2 separate regions of the Mus musculus genome follow, and region 2 is linked to region 1. A link is a loop called in an ENCODE intact Hi-C map of the cell type or tissue named here. Cell type or tissue: heart. All regions are shown on one strand. Links, peaks and the distances in the headings refer to the core of each region. The heading gives the core; the rest is flanking DNA. Region 1 has its middle 180 kb from the start of Gm24696. Region 2 holds the start of Gm38563 (a long non-coding RNA gene).

Region 1 (15,283 bases), core at 3,685-11,684:
TGGAGAATAATAATTCTCTATGAGTATTTTTAAATTAGTCAGAGAATTCCCTTAGAGTGACAAACTGTTCATGAACCATCACTATTAGTAGCAACTCGGAAACTACTATTGCGTCTTGGTCTCTTGCATATGCCATCTCAGTCTTTGACTGAATGGTTGTTAACTGACAAGTATGGGTTAATACCATTTCTAAAGACAATATAAAATATTATTAAAACATCAGTCCTGAAGTTACTCTGAATTCATGTTAACACATGAAGCAATATCCCTTCATAGAAGACTATATATAACTCACATCTGTGTGGCAGTACATGCAGTATGGAGTGCTTTCTTGGGCAATATTTCATTTGCTGTTCATTCTCTAGAAGGAACAGCTCCCGAGATAACTCCAACTAAAATAACACCGACTTCAAATACTCTAATTAAAGAAACCTAAAATTGTGAGCATTTGCTATAGATAAACTGTAATTGTTGCTCCACTGAGGAAATGAGTGTGGGAAAAACTGGGTCATACATAATGCTTTCCTGATTAAAGTGAGATGATAAAGTGTTGGGCCTCTGCTACTGAGCATGCAGGTGATGTCAGATTGGGTCTTTTAAACTCTGTACTGCATCTTCCTTCCAAACAATGCAAGTGTTCAATCACATGCCAGCTCATCTCAGTGTCTTTGAGAATTGTCAATGACTTCCACAGTAGGTTACTGAGATGTTTATTTCTGTAACTCGTATGTTTACGACAGGTTTGACTATGAGGGAGCCATGCAACACTAGTGATAGTCAAATAGATGCATGGATGAAATTATGGATGATGGATCAGTGGAACAGTAGATAGACAATTAAATACGTAATCTGGCTCCATCTGCTCTTGGTATTTTTTCATAAATCTGTACTGGTCATGGTAACACTGGAATTTGCCAAAGACCTACGCATCTGTGTGGCATGCCCACCTACCATTAACTACCTTCCATAGTCTACTGCCTCGTGAACCTCTCCGCAATTGTATTTGTACTGGTCATCCCCAAACACTGTCTATTAAGATAAAAACAGGTTTCTTCTGTTACTTAGACTTATTATTGTCAGAGCACTTACTCCATTTCTTAAATGAATTTTTATGAATGTATAGGTATGTTTTCTGTTTCCCCTATTGAATTAGGTTCTCACATTACAAAACACTCTATCTATAATACAGTGTTACAACTTCATACTGGTGGCACATTCTAAATTACTGCACAATTAGTGACTTAATTAGCCCAGAGTAAGAGTCCAGCTATCAACCAGACTTTATGATCCTCTTTTATTTATTTCCTGGATGTTGACTCATAAGGCTTTATGTCCAGAGTTTCGTCCTCTTCCCTCAGTCTTCTTAGCCTGCCTCCTCACTTGAGAAATCTTTGCCCTTTCTTTTTTCTTTCTTTCTTTCTTTCTTTCTTTCTTTCTTTCTTTCTTTTTTTTTTTTTTTTTGGTTTTTCGAGACAGTTTCTCTGTATAGCCCTGGCTGTCCTGGAACTCACTCTGTAGACCAGGCTGGCCTCAAACTCAGAAATTTGCCTGCCTCTGCCTCCCAAGTGCTGGGATTAAAGGCGTGCACCACCACGCCCGGCACCTTTGTCCTTTCTTGATGATAGTATTTGGTGTGGATAATTGTCTACTGTTTGTCAAAATTCCAAATACAAGAATTTTCTCCTCCCTCTTCTTCATGAAAATATCATTAATCAAATTTACTCCTAGATAAATGAGCTAAAACACATAGATGGATACATGAGAGGGTAGGTGAATGACAGATGAATAAGTCATAAATTAAAGAACCCTTTCAAAATTTATGATGTTATCTAAACACTTGCAAATGATCTTTATTCCCTCTATGAATTGTACCTCAATGAAAAATAGTTGCCATTATGACAAGACTCCAACTCTGTTCCTCTAAGGACTTTCACAAGTGCCTCTAGTCACCATTCGGAAAGTCTACAGTGCATGTACAAGCCATATTTTACACATTGAGTTGAGTTTGAGAATGACTGACCTATGAATCAAAAACTTCAAAAATGCATTTGAAAATATAAATATCTACTTCACTGTTATACAAATATATGGATGAGAAGATGTGATATCTCATGGTAATGGGTTTTGTTCCAATTACCTACTGCTATACAACAGCCATTCAAAAAATGGTAACTTAAATCAAGAATTATTTATTTATTAACAAGACTTCAACTTAGGCAGGCTTCACAAGGAATGTCTACTCAGTGTGGCATCAGCTAGAGTAGGAGATGTGGGGGACAGGACTAGGCAATCCACATCCAAGAAAATTATTCAGATAATGGTCAGGATAACCCTAGTTGTTACTGAAAGTGTTGTCAGTTATGTTTTCCACAAGAGAGATGTAAACTGTCTTACAATTTAGGACTAGTCAATGAGGAAGTTCTCTGGGACAGCAGGAAGGAGGAAGCACATAAGATAATTCATGCCCTAGTCATAGAAATAAAAAGTATATAATTTCTGTAGTCACTGAATACAGTTACATATTGCTGAGACTCAAGAACAGAAAACATGGAACAGTTTTGAATGTAGGAGGCGTATGTGTAAAATGTCTATGAAATGCGGGATACTCTAGACAAAAATCTTTGGAAAAACAAAATCTACCTCAGGCTTTCTAAAAATCACACTATTGAGATGTGCATACCCACCTGGTCATATAATCCAAGGCAGCTTTAGTAGAGCCTCACAGATACCCCTGGTGTCTCTGTCTCTCTGTCTGTCTCTCTGTCTCTCTGTCTCTCTGTCTCTCTGTCTCTCTCTGTCTCTCTGTCTGTCTCTCTGTCTCTCTGTCTCTCTCTCTCTGTCTCTCTGTCTCTCTCTCCTTTCCTCCTAAAAAAGGAAATAACAGATGATTATTTGTTAGTCTAGATTTTTCTCAGTTTAACCAAATTCTACCTAGTGCTTGCAATCTGCCATGTGTTTTGGATTTACATATTAATATACAGAATACTTTTATCATCCTTGAAAGGGGGACAAAGATATATCCTGTATTCTTTTTAGGATTACAATGAATGAATCAAAAGGAGGAGGAGGAGAAGGAAAGGGGAGGGAAGGAGGAAGAGGACCAGCAGGAGGAAGACAGTTAAGGAAAGCACAGGAGCTCACTTAGAAGTAATACAGCATGGCTCTCCCCACCCTCTGAAACTTTGATCAAGAAAGGTAACCTTGAAGTACTGTGGTGTTTTCCCGCTCTCTAACACTGCAAGTGCAATCCGTAAAAGCAGAATATGAGAAGCGCAAATGTAAAGTAGAAGTATAAATACTCAGTGCAATGGAAAGAAGAGAAAACTTTTAATCATGCCTTGAAGAGTACTATAGAAGATAGTTGTTCGTATGCTGTGCACAACCAATGCATATGTGTTTCCATATACTCATCAAACAAAACAAAACGAAACAAACATACAAAAAATAAATGACTCCCTCTCCTCTCCTTGGTAGCACCTAGTGTTCTTAAACTCTTCACTTAACCTCAAAGCTCGTGTTTGGTCATTTATTGCTACATCTAATAAATGTGAATGACATACATCATGTCAACCTTGTGCTGGATGCCCAAGGGCCATAATGAACAAGGCAGACATTATCCCTGTTCTTCTACATCTTAATATCCAGGAGCAGACAGGTATTCAGAAACAAATCAAGGTTTTGCTTTTCATAACCTTTGTTCTATATGTTTGATTTGTCATAAAATCTGTTCAACAGCAGCAACTGGGTGTTATGAAGACAATGGTAAATTCTCCAAGGAGTTCTCAGCAGGTGCTGTTGTTTTGTTTGTTTGTTTAAGGCAACTCCGTGTCTCTGGTAAGAAGCAGGTTTGATATCATACTAGCTGGCAGTTTACAACCGTGCCTTTCTTCCCTTTTCGATGTTCCATAGAAAAGGCTGCAGATTCTGGATTCTCATTCTGCAGCCTTCCTCAACCACGAGGAAAAGCCATCTTACTCAGTTCCAGGCAAGAAGATGTTGAAGGCCCATTTTCAAGAGTCCTTAAGGGAATGCTTTTTACATGTCAAATGGATATGAGTAAGAAAAAGTGCAGTCTACCTGGGCCTCTCGGTTTCCTAAGCTTGAATTCAGCTGGCCATGGGAGATTGCCCAGTCTGTGGCGATGAATGAAATGAGGGAGAATTACATCAGTATTAGTTTACTTCCCTGATAGTCTTGAGCCACAGAGTAAGACACACCAATCATTTTGCTACATAAAAGAATTGTGTCTGAACTATTTCCCTTTGGCTATTGTGTTACTTGGTACTTACATGTTACTTGGTGATAGGTTTTTGTGGTGGTAGTACTGATGGTGGTCGTGACGGTGGTGCAAGTGGGAGTGGTATTGTTGAGTCTTGATTCAGAAATCAGGAGGGTATTGAAGTATTCATGGGTTGTATCATTTTGATAACCAGGCACTATTGGGTGATAACACTGATTTCCAGTGTAAGCCAAGAATTTGCAGGAAGTTCAGGATGCCTTTTTCTTTTCTTCTCTTCTCTTCTTTTCTCTTCTCTTCTCTTTTCTTTCTTTCTTTGTTTTTTTTTTGTTTGTTTTTTTGTTTTTTAATGAACATTAGGACCTCATGAGTGGATAAGCACAGGCAACTGAAATTTTTGTTCTCTATAGGGTCCTCCTAAATTCTTAAATTTTCATTGCTTCAGGACTTGCATTTTCACAGGAATTAAACAATGGATATAAAAGAAGAGAGATAAACAATCACACCCAGAGTGACTTCCCACTCTTCATTGTCTCATGCAAAGGAAAGAAATTCTTTGGGTGAGTTCCTTCCAAAGCAAACATCCTGAGCACCTAGGCATCCCACTTGTGGATCACAGTAGCCAGCAGGATGACTCACTGGTATTCATGGAACTCCCTGTTGCCAGTGAATTACACTGAGAAGTTTCTAGGCAGCCACATTGCTGGCGATGAAGAGGTCGGGGGCTAGGAGTTGCCCAAATGGGTCACTTTCTAGAATGGTTCTTGATATACTGAGAACTGGGATCTTGGTATTCTAACAGGATCTTTTCTACCGGTAGCATATGCACTTATAGAGCGAGGGAATTAAAATGCAGTGGGTTAAGTTGAAAGCTTAATGCCATGCCATCTGCAAAAACTCAATACTTTTCAAGCTTATATACCCTGCACTCTATCTAAACTACTTGTCCTGCCATCTGCTTTTGTTCTGTAAATAACTATTCCCAATCCAACTGCCTACTGAACAACTAGCCAATGATTCAGTTAATAATTATAAACCTTAACAATCCAGCAAGCAACCACATACAAAGGAACTAGATATCACTTGTCTGAATATTTGATAGTCATGCAAGACCGAAAATGGGCCTTCTGGAACAACAGTCATGTTGGGAACTGTTGGGGAAGGGGCAGGGTGGGGTGGATTGGTGGGTTTTGAATGAAACGTTGCCTTAACGGTCCCAGTTCAATCTTTCCCACACAAGCTCAAGCCCACATCTCACAGAAGTATTATATCTGTTCACTTCCTTGTACTTCGCTCCAAGAATGAGTGAGTCATGGTTTAAGGACAAATTCTTAACATAGGTGCTACAGGCAAACAAAGGAAAACCAAACGCCTCATTCTTCTATTTCTCCTTTAAAAGGAAACTCATGCTGGAGGCATTTGGGTAACATTCCTTTTATATAACAGCACGAACTTCATCTGAAGGAAGAAACAGTGCAGCTGTAGAAACGGGTAGGTGTGGGATTGCTCTTCTCTCACCTATGACCCTTCCTGGCCGTATCTTAATGTAATACCACAAGTTCTGGGCCAGCACTGAATGTGAAGGTGGGACATGGAAAAAGGACATACAGAAGAGGCAGCATGCTTGTCCTGTGTTAGGACATGATGAGGCAGGCTCTTTAAATGCATGGGTGGCTCAGATAGATGGGCTGGGGTTATATCCTGTTCTGATGTTTATTGGCTGTGTGATTCTGGCAATGTAGTAGAGGACTGCTGTGAGTTATCACACCGTTGGAAAAATCAGGATTATATCAAAAGTTAATAGATAATTTATGTTCAGCTGTGTCTGATACACATAGATTCACTGAACCCTGTAGAGTTCAGTGCTGGCTTCTTCTTCAAGACGAGAAACTGATTTTCTTTGTTTTAGGTTTTTGGTTTTGTTGTTGTTTGTTTGTTGTTTTGTTTGGCTTTCATTTTGCCCTGTATTTGAGACTGAAGAAGAACTTACAGGAATGTTCTAGAAACAGGAGAAATTAACTTGTCTCAACAATAGCTCAGATGTGAGACCTCAGAGCTAACCACACATTAACTGCTTTGTGGTCAGATTAAAAAAAAAAGCATGCAGGCCATCTTTACTCCTAATAATTTCTGCATCTCAGAATATGAAAAACTTTTATGTAATATCTTAGATAGTTTCTATTAATCTATTAATCTATCAATGTCCTGAATAGATTTGGTGGTTGCTCTTTGGAACCATTTCACACTGGTAGTGTATCAGATGGCACTCAGAAACATAGGCAGGCAGTGCTTAAATGAAAGAGGTTCCATTCTTCTCTTGTAGAACAGCATTGTCTCCTTCCAGCCAGATCACCATCATTAATTTTATTTAACAGTCTTTTTGAAGAGACATTTTTTTCACTCGTACTATTTCTACTGTGCCACTTCCTGTGTCAGGACATTCGTCCTTTGTGTGTAACTGTTCTCTATGTCCCCTGCTTTGCTTTCTGAGTTTGCTCCCCACATCTGAACTGGAATCACTCCCTTATTGGCTGTGAGGTGCTATCTCCTAGCAACATCAGAAGCTACACTCAAAAGATCTAACCAACCTGACTGTCCAATGTGAAATGAACAAGGATGGACAAAGATGATAGCAATGGACTTTCAAAGTGGATGGAGTCCCTGAGGTCTCTGCCCTAAACAAGGAACTATTGATAAGTGAGCAAAGCTAGGAGTGGGAGAGATGATCTTTCTCAGGGAAGAACACACTAATTGGTTATCCAACACCAACTGATCAACCTTAAAAGCATAAGTAAAAGGAACATTATATAGTCTGAAGAGGTTATATTTAGGAATATTTATGCATATATGTGTATATGTATAAATGTTTATGTGGGTATGTATATGTGTATATTTATATATCTGTATATGTATATTTAGGAATATGTATATGTATATATGCATACATACCTGCATGCAACAACAATTAAGGAAAAAAGAGGTCATGAATTTAAAGGAGAGTGAGGATTTGGAAGGAGAAATGTTATAATTGTATTACAATCTCAAAAAATTCCAAACATAATATTTATTCATAGAAAAAAACAATAAAGACAATTTACACAATATGTTCCTCACAATATGCTATACATTTGTAATCAGTGGATTCTGATGACAAATAATTATCTTTCCACTAATTCCTAGATTTAATTTCTATTTTTAACTTATGATTTCTCCATTTTTCCAATAGTCAACTTGAAAAAAAAATCCTGCTTACTTCATTTATTGGATGTCTAGTTTTCTGGGTTTTCAGAAAATAATAACATTATAATTTTTCACTTAGGAGAATTTTTCATATAGTTGTTTTTGCTTTGCTTTGGACCAAAAACTAGCATTTACAGTTGTCTGTTGGATAAAAGCGAAAAATATCATCTGTCTAAATGTTTTTCACATATTAAGAAAATGTATCTATTTGTTTGTTGTGTACATGTTTGTTTATGTGTGCATGCTTAATACTTACATATGGGTATATACATATTCATGTTTGTGAGGCTGCAGGAGCGACAGGATGCTTGTGGAGCTCAGAGGACAACCTCAAATGTTACCCTTCCCTTCCTCTTGGTTTGAGACGGTTTGCCTGTCTTTCACCCCTGGGTGTGCGTGCAAACCTACGATGATTCTGATGTCTCCTTCTCTTATTTCATTGAGGCAACAATGGTATTATACAAAGCACGTTACCATCCCCAGCTCCACATGGATTCAGGGGATTAGCATTCAGCGGCTCAAACCTGCTTGACAAATGCTTTAACCACTGAGCTGCCTCCTCAGTCCCAGGCAAGCTTATTGAAATCACTGACGTTACACCCCTTAAAATTCTTTTGCCAGATTCTTCTGTCACTTTTTTGTTTGTTTGTTTTTCTGTTTTTCTGTCACATTCTGATTCAGGCAGCTATATAGTTTTTTCTTACATGGATAGGATGATCTTCTATTGGGGGCAGAAAACCCTCTGACGTGTCTTTTTGAATTGTTTACCTTACTCTTACATAACAGGCTCTGACTAGATGCTGTGGATTTTTAATTCTTCCGTTCTTAGTTGATTCAGTCTCTAAGCTTTGCTGTGCAGTCATGAAGTAGCAGTCATTTCACACACACTGCAGAGTTATAAAAATGTATAAAGAGATATACACTGTAAAGACCCAGCAGAGCAGCTCCTACACAGTAGACAATGACCCATTCTAGTGTTTTTCCTTCCTGCCCTCTAAGCTATCTATGTCCCTCTCCCAAGAATGCAATGTTGGGTGTGGAAAAACGTTATCCTAATTGCTATTTACAGCACTTCCAGACAAGAACCTCAGGGTTCCTCTGTATTGTTGATCACTGACCTGTGCATTTGAAAGAGGCTCTAAAGATATAAGATAACATCTAGAGATAGAAAAGAATAACAGCACTGCTTGAGCTTGAGAAATTTGTATGTGAGAAATAGAACAGCTTTGTGTACAGCTCATGAGTCTCTGCCTCGTGAATGGATTAATGCCCTTATTGCAAGAGTCAGTTAGTCATTCAGGGAGGGGTTCCTAGGGGAAGGCTGAGTTTGCTCCCTCACGTGTTTGTACTTTTGCATGGGCTTTTGGCTTCTGCCACGGTATGATACAGCAAGCAGACCCTTACCATATGGCTCCGTGACCTTGGACTTCCCTGCTTACAGAAGTTTAAGAAATGAGTCTCTGTCAACTACAATTACCCAGTTGCAGGCATTCCATTAAGGCAGTACAAAGTGGAATAAAACAAATACTAGTTCCAAACTGGATCAAAGGGTAGCTTATGAAATAATGTAGTCATTGTTCTCTTAGCTTTACTCCAATAAGCCAAGGATGCACTGGTATATCAGAGGTAGGCATGGATTCTTGGATTTCCCCTTTTACACAAAGGAGACAACACAGGCATGAAGTTCCAGGCACCTTGCCCATCTTTTGTAACCTGTTCTTTTTCTCTCTCTGATGGTGACTTCAGATTCAATCTCTGCTGTTCCCTAGCTTAAAGCACTGGGGCGTCCTCAAGGCTCCCTCTCGAAACATGCCAGCAGCAGCTGTGACCCTTCTAAGGATATGGAATCAGTGTTCTGGAAAATGAAGGTGCACACACACACACACACACACACACATGCATGCACGCAACTTAGCAATATCAGAGAAAGTCTTTTGGGAATTTCATTTAATACATTCACTTTCATATTTTTACTCATAACCCATGCTCATTAAATAATACTAAGTTGTTTGTTCTTCTCTCCTTCCCTCATAAATTTCTGAAACGATTTTTTGTTGTTGTTCTTAGGAGACTAAATGCTTCTGTGAAGATAGCACTTAAAAAAAAAAAGTAATGTTGCTTAGTAGCACAAAGTTCATATAATGCATACATTAAAGGAGCCAGCCATTATCTGCATACACCATCACCCTGAGAATCAGAACACTCTAGAAAAACATGGTATCATATGGACTTCTCTCAAGGCAAACCATCACCTCAGAGAACTTAGAGCAGCATCTTCAGCAGTTAGAGGAGTGTAAGCCATTCTGTGCCCATGTTCTGCCCACTTGATCATATTTTTCCCTCCTAGGCTTCCTTAGGTTTTATAGACGTGTAACACAAACATAGAGCAATGGCCTGTACTTCTTCATATTAGAATTGGTAAACCAAGCCACTTCTTATCAGTATTTGAAACAAACAAACAAACAAACAAACAAACAAGAATCCCAAAAGTTTTCAAATTTTGTATACCAATAATCAGTGGTCTCAGACACTCACATGGTCCAAATGGGCATTGCGATCACTTTTGTTCTGTGCAAGGATCAATAATTTTCAGAGGTAAGGCTTATAGATTACTGGTCTTAACCAAACTGAAAGATAATATAAAAAGTCTCTGAAAATGATACCATCAGTTCCTCCCTTTCTTATGTGGACATACATCACTCTGCTCACCAAAGTGTACCTTTTGTCTTGTTGAATCTGGAGTGGCTACTTCACTTACTTTGGTGAGTAAAAGAGAGTAGAAGCAATACTAGTCAGTTCTCAGCTTGATGTGAAGGACGTTGGATAGAGTCTTCCACTATTGAAGTCAAGAGGCTCATAAGAAATCTGAGTAAACTGACATGAGCTGGGTATAAGGAGTTGCAAGCTAGTTCCATGAGACTCCTAAAGAGAAGAAAGGATGATGCACATGTATGTGTTTAAGTTTTCTTCGGATCTTCAAGGACTTCCCAGTCATAGGGTGCAGAGTGACCCACATTATACTCCTTGAAGCAGAAGAGTCCCTTGTTGATGCCAGGCAACCTGGAGAATGGAGAGAAGTATTATCATTTTTGTTTAATTCATTAAGCTTTATGGTATTTTATTGCATAGGAAAGGACACCTGGTGGACATGCAAAAACAAAAAGCAAAAACAAAAACAAAACACCCAAAACAACAAAAAACCAAATAAACAAAAACAAAAAACCTAAAAGACAAAACCAAAAACGTTTTCTACTATTCCATATGTAACCAGCTATTATATCAGGAAGGAATTTGCAGTTCTTAGTCAGCATCGGTCACCTGGAAAGTTTTCTTAACTACACATACTCCATGAAGGCCATCAAAATGCAAAATCCTTAGGCTTAACATTTGCATATTTCAATCTCTGAATAAGTATAATGAGAAACCATTGTAGTAACACACAAAAGTAAAGACTCATTTGCCTAAAGCATCTCCTCTTTAAATATGCAAATTCCTTCTGGGAGTGATAAATCAAGCAGATGGTGGTAGGATTACATCAGTAATCAGATTGTTTTCCTAACTTCAGCTTGTGACAAGAAATGTCTTGGGCAAAGACACTAAATGTGGAGCAGGCATGTACCTGAGCTGAGAGTCGTTGACTGTGGATTACAAAAGATGTTTTTTGATCAGTCTAGAGTCAGCTGAAGTCGATCAGTGCCCAGAAGCAGAAAGGCACGTGCAAGGAGGCCTGTGGAACCTTGAGAAAGATGGGTTATACTTGTTCTGATAGAAAACCATTTTGGAAACTTATTTGTCTTTGGGGCTCACTATCTAGGGGCCTGAGAAATGATTATACAGGTAACTCTAAAAGACAGGAGGAAGGTCAAGCAAGATAACAAGATCTGCCCTAGAAAGCCAGAACATGAAATTGTACTTGGTTACATAAATAGAGTGTCTCTAAAGGTAAGTACAAGAAGAATTAGGATCCAGCACCAAAAAACAAATATGGACCAAGAAGGGCCTATGTGACAAGGAGATGCAAAGTAGGAGAGGCTCCAGTGACTCTCCTGTCCTTCCCCCCCCCCCAGCCTCCCTCAGCAACATCTTTCCCATAGAGCATCCCTCATTGGTTCATCCCCCACCCCCACCCCACCCCCACCCCCGCGCCCTGATGCTCTGAGTCAGCTCTCTCTGAGAACTCTTCACTTTCACTCTTTCCCACTGTCCCAGTACTGAGCCCCACCTGGGGCTTTCATGCCCCCTAAGAGAGGAAGTGAAAGGAATTGCACTTTCTACCTGGCTTGATTTCCTACTGGCAGTGAAAAGAAAAAGAAACCTATGCCCCTAGAAACTTCTTTACTTCCTGTGGTGCTGAGTCAGTGAGAAGAGAGCCCTGCTCTAAGTCTGCGGGGCAAGCAAAGCACTCGACCTACACCATCCTTTACGTGCCATGCCATAGAGTAACTTTCTTGAAATGGGCTGTATGATCCTATACAACAGGTTGAGACACTAAGAGAAAGACGAGTCATTAACTTACCTAGAAATCATGTTAGGAAAATATTGAAGACAGAAGGTAAATTCAGACAAGTTGACCTAAGTCCTCAGATTCTAAGCAGCAAAATATTTCTGCCAATATCTTTTAAAAGCACTGTTCACAGGTCTACTTGGCACCACACAGATGCAGCCTCATTATGCTACCTGCCCTCCAAGTGAAGCAGGGTACAGCCACAGAAAACTCACCTGGGAGAAGTGATTTTTGACACACCACAAGTGATAGCCGCTAACTGGCCAAATTGATGTGACAAAGGGTCTTATTAAAAATTCCTCATCTCAGGCTACAGAAATGGCATGTACCCTTTAAGAAGATCCTTAGGTAACTCGGTGAGTTTGTTAAAATGTAAGAAGCATTAACTAAACTAGTGTGTTCTGGTTATACAAATCTGGTCCCCCACTGAACTGGATCCAGAATCTAAGCACAATGCTATGCAAATACTTGAATCCCTAAAGCTTTCAAATCTCTCAACAAAAGATCTTTGGAATGAGTAAGACAAAATTAGGGTCTTAGACATGCCAATAAATTAGTAGTAGACTCAAAATAAGTCCTTGTCAAAGACCCAACACCGTCCATTTGGACAACATCCTGAGATAAACTCTACTGTCCCAAGATACCAGAGCTGTTAGGTGCTGTGGAGTATTCTATGGTAAAAGAACAAGCACTGGCTGGATGGTGGTGGCCCACGCCTTTAATCCCAGCACTCGGGAGGCAGAGGCAGGCAGATTTCTGAGTTCAAGGCCAGCCTGGGCTACAAAGTGAGTTCCAGGACAGCCAGGGCTATACAGAGAAACCCTGTCTCAAAAAAAACAAAAAAACAAAAAAACAAAACAAAACAAAACGAAAAACAAGCACTACTTTCAGACTCCTGATCCTTCAGGGAAGGCAGACAATTACACAACACCAAGACTGAGTAGATACAGGAGGCAGGAAGAGAGCAGATGATCACCAGAAGAGACCCCTGGTCCTCTGGCTTCCTAACCTATTCACCACCAATTTCTAAACTTGACTATACAAAAATTATAATAATCAACTAAGAAATATTAAAACCTAACCAAACAGCTCTGCAGATGAGACCAGGATATTGTGTGTGTGTGTGTGTGTGTGTGTGTGTGTGTGTGTGTGTGTGTGTGTGTGTTTCCACTCTGCTTTATGCGATCCTAATACAAAGCAAGTGTTAGGGTGAAAACCTGCCATTCTACTGTTCTCAGACCTGATTCTAGCAGGGGTGGGGCACGTTTTATACAAGGCATTCTCCATCCACAACCATTATGTAACTTAGTTCACGTGTCAGCCCTGTAAAATAGAAAATAACAAGAGCGAGGTATTTAGTCCATTTAATAAGTAGACAAAACCTGAACCCTAGGGAGGTAAAGTCGCAAGCCCATACTGAAAGCTCTTGGCCACGTGTCTTGTGACTTGCCCTATGTTGGTTGGAGTGGGCATGCACGTATCTGGAGCAGGATGAAAGGCAAGGACAAGCTTTGCTCTGTGCTTTCTGCTCCTCTCTGGCCTAACGGGTGGGAAGGACTTCACTAACAGGTGTTGGCCTGTTGGAATATCCCTGTTTAGGGATATGACAGTCATGAGCCCTCTGAGGTTCGGCACCTGAGAAAGAGGAAGTAGGAGCAGAGCGTGAATCAGAAGTCATGTGACCAGATACCCTTGAGCAAACTCTGTGAGAAAAGGAAGGCTGCAAATAGCTCAAGCCTTTAAGAATTTTCCTCAAAATCAATCAGGAGTCACATTCTGATCAGAAGGGCAGATAGCAGGTCGTGAGGACTGCGACATTCTGGGGTTTCATTTCTTCTCCATGCAGCCACCACAAGCTGTGTTGGACTGGTGTGAATGGGGCCCCCCTTTTACCTGAGTTTGCTTAAAAAGCAAACACGGAAACATTTGCTAAGCTCCCTTCTCTCCTGTCTCTCAAAGCAGCCCAGGAAGTAAGGTTGGCTAAAAGAGGCCTCCAGCAAACATAAACATAGACAGGAAGGCGTTCAGAGTGGGGGATGGGGAAAAAGGCCTTTCTTCCTTTCTTGAAAGAAAGAAAGAAAGAAAGAAAGAAAGAGAGAGAGAGAAAGAGAGAGAGAGAGAGAGAGAGAGAAAGAAAGAAAGAAAGGAAGGAAGGAAGGAAGGAAGGAAGGAAGAAAGAAAGAAAGAAAGAAAGAAAGAAAGAAAGAAAGAAAGAAAGAAAGAAAGAAAGAAAGAAAGAAAGGGAGGAAGGGAGGAAGGAAGGGAGGAAGGAAGGAAGGAAGAAAATCTCATCACTGTTTTTCTCCCATGCTGTACCTCAGAAATAAACTTATCTACTTGGGAATATGTCCTATGTATATTTCATTCCACTCTTGGCAGAAATAATTTTCGGTTCTCAGAATCGAGCAAGGCAGCGAATGGTGAGGGGAGGGCTGGTTGCCTCCTGCTGTGAGGAATGACACACAGAGTGGGGTACACAGGAGGGCTGACATTACACAATCCGCACATCAGCATTTCTGCTGCAGGCAGAAAGCTACTCCTGAGGGACACATGTTCTAAACTAGCAGAAAATAAATGCTGCTTTGAAATTAACCATCTCAGCCTATGACTTTTCCTGGTGAAACAGCCTCTCTGGGGTTATTTTTCAGGGTGATGTGTATGGGCACATACAGGCTACTGCATAAAGGGATTGATTTCAAAAGGTGCTGGGTCCTCATTTTCATAAATAAATAAACTCTCACTGGCCATCGGAATACGATTATATTTGGAACAAAACTCCTAAATATAGAGCCATTATCTGAAGTCACACGACCGACACCAGTCTTAAAACTTCATGTTGTCAGTTGGAAAAAGGCAAGTTTCTGGATCGAAATAGGGTTGGGAATGTGTGGCTTCTCAGCAAATATCATGGCCTCCTTTTGCTGTTTCAGGCAAGTGGGGCCAAATGACTTTCTCTGTATTAGGCAAACAAGTCTCAGTTACACACACACACACACACACACACACACACACACACACACACTCACTCACACTCATACAAAATCTTTCTCCCAGCAACTGCAACTGTTCTTGGACAAGACAAAGTGCTATTCTCAGGAGAAAAAAACAAACAAACAAACAAATAAATAAACAAACGTAAGCAGAAATTGTGGACGGAAAGGTGGTTTCTGCCATAATGCTTTTTGTAACTGATTTATTCTACCATCAACCTGACTATTTGAAAATAGAAGAGCAACATCACCTTTCTTCCTTTACCAGACACTGGCCTCATTGTGTGGACTGTAAATTATAAGGCACATCCT
Region 2 (15,283 bases), core at 2,505-10,504, 380 kb before region 1:
GGTGGGCAGGGGAGTGGGGGTGGGTGGATATGGGGGACTTTTGGTATAGCATTGGAAATGTAAATGAGCTAAATACCTAATAAAAAATGGAAAAAAAAAAAGAATTGCATTGCTTTTATTTCAATCTCCCATTCCTGTTTTCCCATTGTAGTAAATCCACTGAAAGAGTAAGTCAGCCTTGACGTCTATCTGCCTGACATTGGCCTCCCTGCAACCCTCTAGAGAAACATTCCCCAGGGTGACAGTATCCATGGGTGTAGGAAGAAGGAATGGGATGGGTCAAGTTTGGAGTTTGTTCCCATTGTGTTGTGGGAGCTGCTTTAGGGAGCACCAGGTCATGAAAATGGGAATTGTTTGAAAGAATCTGTGGTTCACTCAAATCACACAGTTATTATCAAGTATTGATTTTGAATATAGAGAAAAGAGATTTTTGTGAATAGAGAAAAGAGCAAACCATGCCCTTTTCCACTTAAGAATCAAATGTAGAATTCAAAGAGAAATCACCCTCTCTGCAAAGAAGTCAGACACTGGGGTACAACAGAGAGTACTGAGCATAAAACATCATTTAGTGCTGACATTGATCTTATATTATCAGGTATTGATCTTTCCATCCACAAAGGAGGAATAAAGGTTCAAATACATACATAACATATCTAAAGCCTCATAACTGTCAAGTAGATTGGTCCCAATTTAGACCTAGTCATATCTAAATCACAAGTGTTCTCAGAGCCTTCCAAAGCAGGGGCCAATGAGTTTTCCTTGAAGGGCGAAATAGTAAAAATGTTAGGTTTTGAAACTGGAAAGATAAAGAATTTTGCTATATACTTAGATATTTATGAAAGTGAAAATAGTTAGAAATATAGCCATGTTCAGCTCGCAGACCACACAGCCGGTGACCAGGCAGGAATTTTCCTACAGATCATAGCTTGTTGACCAGATTCCAGGACAATGTCACCCTTCTTTCTGAAGACTACTGCTTAGATACAGATAGGAATATGGACATAAGTATAGCATTATAGAGCACACACACACACACACACACACACACACACACACACACACACACAATCACACACATACACACACACACAATCACACTGTATATCTACAACCAAGTATACCTTGGACTGAATTCTAGTATCTGTGTCCATGTCTTCTCATTTACACCAGGGTGTGGTGATCTCTTTGAAGACTGGGTGAGCTGAGCCAACCTTGCTTCTTTAGAGAGCACTACTCAGATGGTTTCTGTAAGTCTACTAATGACAGTGTTAGAACAGATGCAATCCATCATAGCTAATCAAGGAGAGTCTATGCATATTTCTTTCATCCACACCACTCATTCTGTGTCAGGAAGACACACAATGTTGCTCTTTGAAGTGGTTTTGGGGAAGGCCCAAAATTGTGCAGGTAGATAGATTTCTAGGCAACATACACACATCCTGAACACTGTGAAACAAAATACCCTGGTGCTCAGTTAACTGTGTCAGAGTCTGAAAGAGCCATTGCTTTAGTGTTCATTATCAACTTCTTTTTGAGAAAACATGGTGATCATAAGTGTATATTTATATATATGGCCTGTAGCTATACCTGGGACACCAACTCAGATGCTATGTGTAAAGCCATTGGTCATGCCAATCTCCAATGTTAAGTTATTTTACTATCTTCAGTTGTTAGATGGGTCATCTGAGGCATAGAATGGTAAGTGATCTGCTTGCAGTAACATAATTAGAAAGTAGGACAATGAGATCCAAACCAGGTAAGTTGGTTGCAGAACCTGTTGTTTATCATGTTGGGTTCCTTTGTCACTTGTGACTTCCCCAGAGGGTTTGCATAATAGACTATAAACTGGGATAGAGGTTTCTCAACCCTGGACCTGAAACCTTTGGTGGATCTGTTGTATATATTTCCTCCCTAGAATAGTAAGCCTTGCAAACAAACAGGCTACATCATATGCTTAGAACACCACATGCTGTTCTAATTGGGTGAAAAGGATAAGCTACTATAGCTGCGAGCATCCTCACCGCATCATTGCATTCTTCTGGAGAAGAGCTCTCTATATGTGCTATGCTACTGATCTTGGTGATGTCTTTGGAGGGTTAAGGGAACTTGTTGGCTATTTAAAGGAGAGCATCCATCCTGGCAAGAAGACTGGAGACTGGGACCACGTCCTGAGTGTGTGGTCCAACCTGAGTGTGGAGAATAGAACTAGGGGCTAGCAGTTTCTACAAGTACACTACAGTGACATTTACTGAGGTGTCAAACAGAATGGGTAAGGCCCTAACAGTCACAGGTCCACTGTCAGGGAAGCTACTGCTGCCATCTTTCTTTATTCGGAAAATGGAGTGTCACAAGTCCAGAAAAATTGAGTTACATTCCCTAAAATAATCTCAAGTTTGAAAACAGAAAGTGTGTTCACAGGTCCATTGCAAACTCATTTAGCAGGAGGAATCTGACCCAAACTGGTATAAGATGACAAACATAGAATAGTCTTTCTTTATTCCACTCTACGAATACACAATGATTTCTGCTGCAACATATTAAGACATTTGATTCCAGTATGTTATTCCAGGCTTTGCAGATGTGCTTAAACAACATACCATATGTATCCTATATTTCCTTTCTTAAGTAATAAAAACAGTTGTTCATTGCAAAATTCACCTGGCCCCAACAGTTTTGGATAAGGGAGAGTGGACTTATGCTAACTACCTCATTAGGTTTTTATGTAGATTAAGCAGGATAAAATATGGGAAGGGCTTACCAGAGTTGTAGGCACATTATAAATCAGCAGTACATATTGTGTTTCCAAAGCAGCTCTTTGCTTATGAATTAGGTTGTCCAGTTGAGCAGTTTTGCTCTGTGAGACCATCACTGTGTGACATTGTTTAAGCGTTTCACTGTTGCCTTTAGGAGGTGTCAGGGGGGTGGTGGTTATGGCTCTCTGTATGTTAATACTGGTGTCTTGGTGGTTTTCAAAAAATCTCAGTGGAAAGGTTTATTTGGGGGTCATTGAAGCTTCAATTCTCCGTTCCAGAGGTCTTTAAAGGATCTGATGAATGAAATGTGCAGAGCTTGTAGTTTTCAGTGCACTGCTGGGAGCAGCAAGCTCGCAAGTAAGAAGATGCCGGATCCCTTTTCCTGGTCATGCATAGTAATAGGATACCCTCAATTGATGAGATTGTCCCAAGCTCACAAATAAAATCTAAATAAATCTATGCTGTAAGGAGGAGGAACTGAAACATTGCTCTGTAAATGAGGAAATGAAAATCTACAAAGAACAAAACAAAACAAAAGAACAACAATAATAATAACAACAACAACAACCACACCCTCTCCAATATGGACTTGCTTCATACTGGAATGGGAAGTTTTATAGAAATATTAGACTCTACTTGTTAGCCTGTGAGGGACGTGAGTTTCTCTTGAGGCTATTGTGAATTCCTTGAATCTGGTTTCCCTTAGATGACCCTGATGGACCGCCTAACTCCGATTCTGAGACCTGGAGAAGAAAAAGACCTCTCCAGGGGAACAGGGAGGGAACAGAGAGGATTCATCTGGCTTTCTAGGGCTTGTTCACCTCTTTGTCTTAGACACACCTTAGCTTGGACCCTTTATGAGGAAAAGGTGCTGCTTTTGTTTACTTTAGAAGCTGAAAAGGCCGACGTCGAGTGGACACACCCTTCCAATGCCTTCTGCTTCCCCAGAGTGGGATGAATGACATCGCACGGTCGGAGTGTGTATCCAGTAAGTGTAGAGGAAAGCAAAAGCACAAAGTCAGCTTGCTTCATAACACCCACTCTTCCGGAAACTAACCCGGTCCCCAGATACAATCTAATTACAACCTAGTTACCTCCCAGTGATACCCACTTCCTCCCACTTCTCGGCACCATGACAGTGGGAACAAGTCTTTGGTGTCAAATCATATATAAACCATAACTCTCTAGGACGATTCTCTATCAGGTGGTGGCTTTGAGGCCTGAACTAAGCTCTTGCCAGCCTCATATTCCATTCCACACTCGCTTAGGTGGCCACGAGTTGGGGAAATATTTGAGTTGATCTGTCTTTCCCCTGTGATAAAGTGATGCGTCTGTGTTTAACATGTGAGTAAGGAACAGCTTGACATCATTCAGAGAATGTGAGGATGCATTTATATTTCTGCTAATGCATGCTGACCTTTTGTGATAGAAGGGATTTAAGAAAATAGGCGCCGAACCGTCCCTCCTTCATTAAAGTTGTAAGGGAGTTAATAGAAGTAGAAGACCATCTTACTAGGAGTAATGTCTAAGCACATGTTGGAGTCAAAACAATGATGGGCTCTTTAAAGTAAGTCCCCAGAGTTAACTGGATTGTTTTCCCCAGGTAGAGTAGAAATGGTGGTTTTATTTTCCTTGTAGTGCAAGACTATTTTCTATTTACCAGGAAAAACAATTGCTCTCTGCAAACAGTTATGATCTAGACAGAGAAGAGCAGAGAGAATCTGGCTGTATAAGCCCTGTGCTGTGCCCCCACCATCTCCATTTAGATGATGTTTGGGACCAGGTAGGAGGAAAAACAATCAGGATACAGGGACACTGAAGGACAATTGTCTTCATGGAGGCCTTCCTCTCCTAACCAGCTTTCCTTGATTGAGACTCTTCTGGATTTGAGAAGGCTTCCTGTTTTGTAGTTTGCTGTAGAATGGCTTAGAAACCTTCACCCCCTGGAGGAAAGAATACTGTCAATGGTCTTGTTTTTGATGACTGTAAAAAGAAATAGCATATTTTATCCAAAGGACCCCTTCCTCCTTCCCCTGAAAAAATGACAGGGCAGTGAGAAATTCCTAAGTTTCCTTTTGAGGCAGAGTGTGCATGCTGTGCAAACATGACTGGATTATATCACCTCTCTGAGCCTTCTTTCCCTCCAGAGTTAAACCAAGATACCTGCCTTGGTGTGGCTGCAGCTCTCAGAATCCCTTAGACTTAGCTTTCCTATTTTTCAAGCACAGAAAATTATCACAGAAAATATCATCTTGCCACTGATTGTGTGATCTTCATGACTTCATCGGTGCGGACAGACAAAACGTCAGCTACAGCTGAAACAGAACAGGCAGGATCTTTGGCAGTGTTGTGTCCCCTTCCTTGAAGCCTCCAGTGGAGATCAGCTTTCAAACAAACTGCACCCTTGTGTCAGGAAGGAGGCGGGACAGGGTGGCGCAGCAGCATGAAGCAGAACCTTTATTCAGGGTGTGAGCTCCTGTTTCCTGGGACAGGGAGTGTGTTGTCCTTGGGAAATTCTGCCTCGAGTGTTTGCCTGTGTCATCACTTGAGTACAGAAAAGAAGAGTGGGATGTCTATAAGCAACTTCTTCCCTCTAGTCTTCCATGCGTCCTTTCTACCAGAGACTCCTCCACCTCTGTGGCATCTGACTCGATTGTTTTGGGGGGACCGGGTCAGCTTGCATACTTGGGAGCACAGACAGGACACACCAAAGAGTTATCACACACCTTTATCTGTCTGAGTTGGATGAGACCCTCACCAAGCATCCACCCCTCTTAACCACATCCTTGAGCCACCTAAACAGATTCCACTCTACATCACTGGAGGCCATTAGAATATTGTGGCCAGGCCTTTGTTTCTTTTTTTCTACTAGTTCACCTATCCACCCACTCCCTCACCTCAAATATGGCTTTTTGAAAACATAGGAGAAATCTTTATTCATTTATTTTTTATCTAGTTCCAAGCCTTGGCATATAAAAAGCAATCAGTAAGTTTCTTTGTATGACATCAGTATTAAGGGATATAGTTAATACCTTTTGGGATTCTCCCCGCCCTTTAACCTTCGCCATGTAACTGAGAATAACCATGTCTTGACAACAGGGGTAATCTTTTGGCAACTTTGTCTGTGCTGCTTGAGACCCTCAGTCAAGGCCAGGGAGATTCCTCCTAGAGGGTAGACCATAGACCTCCTTAGGGGAATAACAGAGCCGTATGTAAATGACTCTTCTCCCATGGATCAGGAGAACTAATGCCTGCTCAGTCTGTTTAATGCTACCTGTATGCATGCTTTTAGGGCTATTTGATACTACTGGATATCTAATTGATATATCTTCCTGTAGAAGACTGTTTCTCCCAGTCTCAGCATCCCTCAGTTACCGGTAGGTCTTTGGGTAGGGTTGAGGCCCCCTGGTCCTCCTCCCATCCCCATTAACACGTCTATTTTGTCCCTGTTCAGCTCACACTGAGATTTTATGAGTGTTGCTTCTGACATAACCAGGACCCACAATCTCATAGCAAATGATTTTAGGTGAATGCAGTCAGAAGTGGGATCAGATAACCTGGAACTGGAGTTCCAGAGGATTGGGGGCCACTCCGTGGGTGCTGGGAACTGCACCTGGTCTTCCAAACTGCAAAATAGTAAGCACTGCTAACCAGGGAGCCACTTCTCTAGCCCCTTAAGGGACCATTCTAAACAATGCAGGAAACCAAGACTGTGAAAGATGACATAAGATTTCCAGCCTCGATTATATTCACATTCAGTAGTAATAGTTCTCAAAATTCTGAGTGAAACAGAAGGCCCACAAAGAAGTGTGAGATCATGAGAAAAATATTTGTACCTGTTTTATTTATAAACTATTATCTACAGAATGAAAATCATTAACCTATAAATTACAGATTAGAGACAACAGATCAGACCTTAAAGATGTGGTAGTAATACATTAAGTTTCTAAAATAATGTTTTTTAGCTTAAAGGACATTTATTTTTAACTTAAAAGGTGAACTACATTTTAATTAACCTTGTGCCTTTAAACGCAGTCTGCAAGTTCTAGAGAACTCAGTTTTGACTTTGAATTCACCTAATGGAGGGATCAAGAATGTTGGATCCGGAGTGAGCTTCTTTTGAGGACTGTTTGTCAATAACAGCTTTTGCCACAGAGGGCTTTTGTGAGGATTAACCACTGAAAGGTACGCTAAGCCCCATGAACACCGACTTGCAAACAGTGGGACCTAGCTAATTGACTTCTCTCCCACTTTTCTTCTTCTTCTTTACTAGACTACTTCAAAGCAGAAGCTGTTTCAAAAGAGCAGGGGGCAGACAGTGAGGACTAGAGAGGAGAAAGCAGAGGAAGCCCAAATTAGTCCTTGTCGAGTCGAATTTGGTGGTCCGATTCCGATGCAGTTCCGGAATCAGCCACACGATGGCAGCACAAGCATGGTGGCCTTCTAACTATCGAAAGCTTGGGCAATTTAAATTCCCAGTTTTAAAGCTAGGGGCGCTTGGGTGTGTTTGTAGTTGTGCCTGCGAATCAAAGCTGTGCCCATCTTTAATAGTCTCAGCTGAGCTGTAACGCAGATCGACAGGAAAATCTACAAGAGCTTCACGGTCTTTCCCGAAAAATCCCAACAGGAGTTTGATAGTAAAAAAAAAAAAAAAAAAAAAAAAAGAAGAAGAAGAAGAAGAAAAAGGAGAAAAAGCACCTAACTTGGTATTCATTTCTAATGGGGGAGAACGTCCTTAAATCCGCGGCATCTGTTCCGCTGGGTTTGCTGTCAGTGAGCAGGTATTGCGGTTAATGAGCCACCAGCTTGCTGCTCCCAGGGCCAGGCTGGAGCAGTCAGCTGGTGCAGGGATGGGACCTGCAATCAGCAGCTGTGCACCGACATGCCCCGGGACGGAAAATGTGATTTGTGACACAGCAGCTTGGGAATAATAATGAAAACATAATTGCTCCGGGCGGATGGCTCGCTGTCTTTCAATTGCTAAGCTACTTCACCTCACAAGCGGGGAGCTGTGCTTCTCAGCTTTCATTTCTCTGGGACAACCAAAGGCACAGCTCTCGGGTATCCTGCTGCCCTTCTTAATGAATGTTTCCTTGAATCCCTGAGAAGAGCTGCGTTCCCTCCCTGTTCCTCCAACCAGGAAAATCTTTCCTCTGCTCCGACTTCGGCAGTAGCAGCCAGTCTGCTTAAGCAAAGGCCCTAGAGTCATGGCTGTGACTTGTTCTCTGCTGCCTATTAGTATTGTTGGGGTTTGCTTTGCATTCTGGGAATTTTGTTTTTCCTAGCCCATTCGCTTCATTTAGACTTCACACCCACGCCTCTTAAACCATTTCTCATCATGACTTTGGTCTTCAGGAGACTATCGCCTTCGGGACGATTATTGCCTGTGTAGGAATACTGGGATGAATAGAATAGGAATGCTACGATGACCCATGTCTAGAGTTTGCATCTTCCAGTGATGGAGGGCAGAGGACCCTAAGGAAGACCTCGCAGCAGCTTTGGTTTGATCTCCCAATTGGGGAAGTCCAGTCTCCTGGGTGTCATGTTTGGGATCTGAGATCAGTCACTGGGTGATGTGGGTGCTGTACCTCATCCCCGGGGCATCTGCCCTGGAGGGATGGTGTGGGCGGCTGTTGTAGCTCCTCACAGGATGCCCCCTGTGTACACAAACAATTCTACCTCATTTGTGCAGGGTGTTATTGCTGCCATGGGTTCTGGATGGCTGACCCATGACAAGTCGTTCAGTTTTTAAGTTTGGATTGTTTGGGAGTTCAATGCTAAAAGGAAGGGTTGTTCCCGCTAAAGAGGGTTGAAACTTCTTGTTTTCCCTTTCCCAGACTGATCATTTTGAGGCAAATCTCCAGTGGAGAAGAAGGGGAGTCTGCAGTTGCTCCCTGTTGTGGTGAGATTTATGTGGAACACTTTGTATTTATGCTATTTCTCTTTCACTTACTATTGCTTTTTTCTGTCCTGGTTTCTTGAGTTACCTTCCAAATGTACCGTTTTGGGTACTGGTTTTGAATTAACTGCAGTCTAGACTAAAACAAGGCCACCTGGGACCCAGAAATCAGAATGCAAATCCCTTAGTTAACACACACACACACACACACACACACACACACACACACACACACACACTCATACACTGCTGAGTCTATGGAAGGAAAGTTGAGTAGAAGATCAGTCTGAGGAGCTTTAGTCAAATCTCACCCATCGTACAAGTAGCTGGTGGTACGCAAAGGCCAGGCACCATGTTTGCTGGATTCTTTGGGCCCAAATCCCTGTGTATTCATAGGTGTTAGTGTCTAACTCCAATTGTCCCAGAAGCAACAACCACCCACATTTGGGACTGACTTCAAGTAGAAGAGTCAGCAACTGTCACCATGTTTGATTTAAGGAGGGCATTAAGCCTTGGGGTGGCAGTACATTATGTGGGTGGAACGACACTTTCACCTGAAGCTATTTGTCACCGTGGGTTAAGTCAGAGCTTGTAGCAGGATTGGCAGCCCTGGGTAAGTGTCACATGACGGCCACACTATAAGCTGCCCTTGACTGATGACCGACTCTGAGTCACAATCCTGCAAGCACCTCTAAACATCCTATTTAGCCCAGACTTCACAATAGAATCATTTAGAGTTCCCCTCGTAATGATTTTGCTCACACCTTCACCTTAACATTCTGCTTTCCCTGCCCTGAGGATAGAGCTTGAGTGTTCGGAAAGTTTGGCAGGTGGTGTGTAACAGGAGTGGTGTTGGAGAACAATTGATTGATATGGTATCTCTTCACTATCATCCAAGAAAGCTCTCGTTACACACACACACCCCCTAATTTGTGCAAAACGAAAGCAATGAATGCCTTGGAGAAATTGGGACACATCCAGGTTATTATGGACCAAAGGACCAAAGGCAGGTCTGACTCTAGAATTTCAGGTTCCAAGCAAAATGAAACCTGCCAAATTTCTATTCTGAACACCCCAGATTGGTTGGGGGGAAAATTAGGCTTCACCAAGTGGGCATTATGGTGGCCAAAAGCAGACTAAAGGTTTCTTTGGAGTTCCAACTTGATCTTAATAGCTTCGTTGCTTTTGCACAGTTACTTTACTTTCTATAAAATCAGTTCTCCGGGAAGGCAGGTAAGGGCTGTTCATAGCACCCACATGTCCCACATTCCAACTTAGCAGCTAAGCTTGCTGGTTCTTAGACCAACAGACAGAAGCTGGGGTGATTCTATGAGGTTGGACATGGAGGAAGGAGAAGGGGGCTTGCTAGGAGAAATGGTTAAAAATCTGAGGCTCCTGGAAAATCAATTCTGTTTGTATCTTCTATTGTCTTTTTTGCCTTAGGAGAACACAGGCATTAAAGATGGAGGTAGTGGCATGATTATGTTATTTGAGTTCTATACAGCTTCAGTCTCAGGAGTCAATGGATGCTTTCTATGACAGTCAATGAGAAAGTAGCATTTTAGACAAGAGTCCAGATGGTCACTGTCACAAGTACTTTGCTCTATGGTCTCAGAAGAAAGCATGTACAGGCATCAATGAATGGATCCAACAAAAACATTATTTCAAAGGCAGGATGGCTGACCTTGGCTTGTGGGCACAGTTTGCTGAGGCCTTCTCTATTTGGCTGCTACTAAGGGCAAGTTAGACAATTGGAAAATCTACTATCCTTGCTCAATTCAGCTCGAATTATAGGCTGGACTGAATCTTCATCCTGTCTTCCATTTTATAATCTAAAATCACTCATGTAATTCATATCTACAGAGACAGAAAGACAGAGGGCTGACAGGCACACATGTGCACACACACACACACACACACACACACACACACACACACACACACACACACGGATCTTTCCAGTCCTGGATTTGATTTCCAAGTGAGGACTTTGAGGTTGATAACAATTCATAGCTTGTAAGTCCTAAAGTCAGCCAGAATTTGTATGCAGGCCTTTGGGAAACTAAAGCCCAGATTCTCTAGACTATAACAATGTTTCTAAGCAATGCTTTGAAAATAATTTGAGGCCAGTGATCCACGAGTCAGTCTATGCTTTCATTTACTTTCCCTGAATGACTCTTGGACCAAAATACAGATAGGATTAAAATATACCAGGCGAGTGACTTTTTTATTATTAGTAGTAGTATTGCACCTAAGATTGAAGCCTCTGCAGCTGAGCACACTGCCTTGCATCCTGAAGGCAAATGTCAGGAGAGTAATTTCCCTGGGCCCCGCCTTCCCACATCAAGGAAATACTTGGCAGCACATCTAAAGTTTCTTCTTATTTTTGACCTTCCAGCTGTCTCTGTTATCACAGGATCTGGCAAGCACAGGGAGGGTTAGATCCCATTGACACTGGCCCGCTGAAGGCCATAAATGGACTTCCTCCTGCCATTGTCTTTAAATGGCCTTTTCGGAAATATCTACAAGGTCAAAACACACACTGCAGCCCAGACGCCTGCTCTCCCTGCCACTCACTTCCTCTATGTTAAACTTCAGCTAAATGTACCTTTATGTGTCTAATCATTTTTGATATCTGAGGAACGATCCAATAGGTGCTCTTTGTGCTGCCTTTTAGAAGCGGTGGTGCCAAGACCCATGTCGGGTGGATAAAGATACACTGTGCTTAAAGGAACATTGTCTTCCCATCAGCATAGAAGAGCAGATCTATTCAATTATGTTTTCTATGTACAGCATATCTGTACCAGGCTGCTATTCTTTCCCCTGGGATAGCCTAGGTGATCTTGTTTCAAATCTACATCCACGGAAGAGCACAGCTTCAAGACTGCTACAAGTCCCGGTGTGTGCACCAATCGCTTTGGTACAGAGAATAAGCATATTGAGTGGATGAATGAAAATGAAAAGGCCTGGAGCTAGTTCTCAGTGGGTCTTCTATTTACAGACCCAGATATTTTTTGAATATATGACTAAGTTTTGTCACATTTTTCTCTTCCAGTGTGCACAAGCATCCACTGCTTGTAGAATATTTCATAAGGCCACAGAACAACAGCAACTATCTATGACCTGTGGGGTTAATCATTACTGAACAATTCCAACTGAGATATCACACAATGCTTACATATGAGGGGTTATATTTCTTATGCTGTAAATGCCAGTCTTATTGGGTATTCAATTTACAGATATGAAAAAACGACAGAGAGTTGGCCTTAGGAAGCAACCCTGACATATATCAAAGAGGACACAGTGCTCAACCTGCACCAAAGCCTGTTTATTTTGAGACTTGCCCTCTTTTTAAGTTGTATAGACAACAGATGGTTTGAGCATCATCACTAATGAAAACTTCTGACACAGCGTAGGAAGTCAGGTGGGGTCTCTCTTACTATGGCTCTCACCTTTTGAGAAGCGAGATGGAGGGAGGGAAGGATAAAAAGAGTGACCAGGACAGAGGAAAACAGAGGAGGGTACATGGTGTGATGGAAGAACTGAAGAATGTGATAGAGACTCTTGCAAAAGGCAGACATGGTGGCATAATTACAAAACCATTTAAAGTGGGATTAGTGTGACCAGTGTAGGGACTACAACCTCAGAAAAGAGTTTCAGAGAAACAGTTGCTGCAGTCTCAATTCATTGTTCCTCCTTGGTTCAACAACCATTTCCTCAAAGTAGGCTATGCACCACCAAAGGAATGCACCCAGTCTATACCATTAGGAAACTTACAATCTCAGGAAGAGAATTAGAGAACAAAGAAACAAACCCTCAGGAAACATCAGGTAGTCAGAGCCACTGTGTCCAAGTATGTTAACCTTTCTCAGCAGGAGCACCCAGTCCTGAAGCTTAAAGAAGATGTACGTGATGTCTCTTCTATGCAGTGGTCTAAAGTGGCACCAGGTATGAAAAACCCTTGAGATGATTTAAAAGATTAAAGCTAATGAATATCTTTCCATGCATCCTGTGATTCACATGGGAAACTCCAGTTGAAGTAAGCACTCAGGTGTGAAGCTGTGCTCTGGATCCCAAGAATTTAGTCACGTGAAATGAGAGCATGGGGAGAAGGCAGGGCTGCAGATGTTGGAGAGACTTCCGGTTTGGATGCAGAAGTCCAGAGAGGCAAAGCATAGCATAGGACGAGGTAGGGTAAGGAAAAAGTGCAAGAGGCTAGCAGAGGAACAAATTATGCAAAATATTTCACATTAAGAGAAGGCTTGTATTGACAACGTAGCAATAGTTACTAGAGAGCTAGTGGTCTAAGGAAGAAGAGCAGTTAAGATACCATGATGACACTGGTTGGGTGTTATTATGGCTTGTATTTAGAGGGTCTTCCAGGTACTCATGTATTGAAGGTTTCAGAGGTCGGGCTTTGGAAGGCAACGAGGGCTCTGACCTCAATAATGGTTTCACATATGGATAGATTAGTGATTTTATACCATTAGTGGATATGATAGTTCATGAGGAGATGGGTCTAATCAAAAGAAACAGGTTACCTGCTGGGTACACTCTTTGTCCTGATCTTTGCCCCTTTCTCTTTCTCCCTACTTCCATTCTTAACTTCTCTTCTTTCTGACCACCATTCCATCATCAGCTCCCCGTTATCTGCCTCACTGACCCCAAATAAACCCGCCCTCCTCTTAAATAATCTCACCTACGTATTCTATCACAGCAGTAAAAGGTTGATTACCACAGGTGAGTTCATCAACTTTACCAGATACAGTAATGGAGTCACTGGAACTGGATAGGCGACTGTGCATGAGAAAAGGAGGAGACGCCAAAGATAGAAGTGAGACCTTTGAGCAGTGGGTAAGTGAAGGAGATATTTACAAGGAAGGAGAAAAAAGGGACATTTTCGTAAAACAAAATAAAACAAGCAAACAAATAATCTCAACAATTTCATTTTATTGCTACTACAGTAAGTACCTATTTGAATCTGAGCAGCAGAAATATCTTGAGGAGATAGGGTCTAATCAGAAGAAACAAGTCACCAGGGTTTATATACTCTTGGTCCTGCTCCTTGCCTCCCTATTTCTTTCTGTCTCTGTCTCTCTCAAGTTGAGTACCGAATAGATGAATCTGTAGTCTTCAAACACCAAATAAATGTCACAGTGTACCAGACATGGCTCCTAGCAATGCAGCTGTGTTTAGTGCCTGATTGGAATCAGATGGAGAGAGATAGAGATAGACACAGAGAGAGAGTCAAAGAGATGGGGAAGGCAAGGATCAGAACCAAAAGTGTACCCGTTCTGGTGACTTATCACCCTGGTGATATGTTTCTTCTGGTTAGACCCCATCTCCTCAAGAAACAGCTAACTTGCTTGTGATGATAACTTACACAGCATCTTCTAAGTGAAGAATTAAACTAACAAGTTAAGAGGTCTGGAGAAGCCCATCAACATGTTTAGTTGAAGAAAGGGGGAGGGACCTTCCCAGAAGAGTGAGAAATCATAATGAGGGAAGAATGGAAGAGACAGACTCAGTCGTTTATGAGGAGGGCTGGTCAGTCCTGCCAAGTTCGGCTGAAGGGACAAGAAGCAGGAAGTCATGGAGCCTTCGTGTCACATACTAAGGGGTCAGGACACAGATCCAGCCACCTGCTCCTCCTGAAATCTGTTTTAAAAAACAGCAAGATGCACAAAAGGACAGCAGACAGTGTAGTTGGGAAATCACAGAATCTCCTTGTAGCTTGTTTATAATAACTTGGACATGCTACATTTTCTCAAGATAAAGGAGCAATGTCTTGTCCATTACCCTGCCTGATTGGAAGCTGAGAGGATATGGACACTTATTCCAGAGAAAAGCAAGCCTCAGGAGGCTCTGGCTCACTAATGACTGTTTCTCCATGATTTCTCCTGTCCCCTTTGACCACTGCCGTGGCTACTGTCGCATCACTTCAATTCCCAGGACAGTACCATTTGCCAGCAGATTCTGCTGTCGAAGCAAAAGCTTCCTGGCTGGTTATATAAAACACAATGTGGGAAAGAGTTAATTGGCAAACAGAGTGACTATATTTGCAACCCAAGAAGGCCTGCTGTGACTTGCTATCTGCAGAGCTAAGCAGCTTGCTGTACAAGTGATATTCGAAGCTTACTGCTGTTAATGCCAACGGGGCCACTTAACACCTCCCTGTAAATGGTCTCAAGATTAATATCTTGCCATTTAGGTTATGTTCTTTTTTTTTTTTCTTTCCCTCCTTAGGATGAGAAATTTTCTTCATCTTTTGCCTAAGAGAAGGTCAGACATGGCAAATCCCTGGGGTGAGAGGCCCACTGGAAAGTTACTGTATAACTACACTCCGTGCAGTATGAATCACAGAACTGGAAAATTACTCAGCAATGAGGAAAAGACATGGCCCGTGGAATCCAAGACCTGCATTCATATCTGTAGACATGAGTTTAACTTAAATTAGTAGTTCTCAGCCTTTCTAATGTAGCAACCCATTAATACAGTTCCTCGGGTGGTGGTGACCCCCAACCATAAAGTTATTTTGTTGCTATTTTAAAACTGTAATTTTCCTATTGCTACGAATTGTAATGTAATGTAAATGTATGTGATGGTCTTAGGTCACCCCCGTGTAAGGATC

Evidence for each region. Peaks named below come from ENCODE experiments on the same cell type or tissue, not always from the same donor. Only the 100,000 strongest peaks of a DNase experiment are listed, where the experiment ranks them.
Region 2: it touches region 1 in a loop (2.2-fold over the local background); 3 of 42 quality-filtered maps call a loop at or near these places.

The regions. Positions count from the first base shown.
Region 1 is chr15:61,527,388-61,542,670 of GRCm38, forward strand. No RefSeq gene overlaps it. Among named protein-coding and RNA genes, the nearest start is that of Gm24696, 180 kb to the left of the region's middle. In heart, for the core only: no CTCF peak of the experiment used is centred there; no DNase peak of the experiment used is centred there; H3K27ac peaks cover 493 bases.
Region 2 is chr15:61,150,536-61,165,818 of GRCm38, forward strand. Gm38563 (a long non-coding RNA gene) reads left to right here and starts at 6,622. Exons shown (of 3, transcript XR_875374.2): 1 at 6,622-8,655; 2 at 12,525-12,600; 3 at 14,899-15,283. RefSeq lists an enhancer at 7,102-8,196. In heart, for the core only: a CTCF peak has its summit at 7,202 (motif pointing right); a DNase peak (open chromatin) is centred at 7,176; H3K4me3 peaks cover 993 bases; H3K27ac peaks cover 911 bases.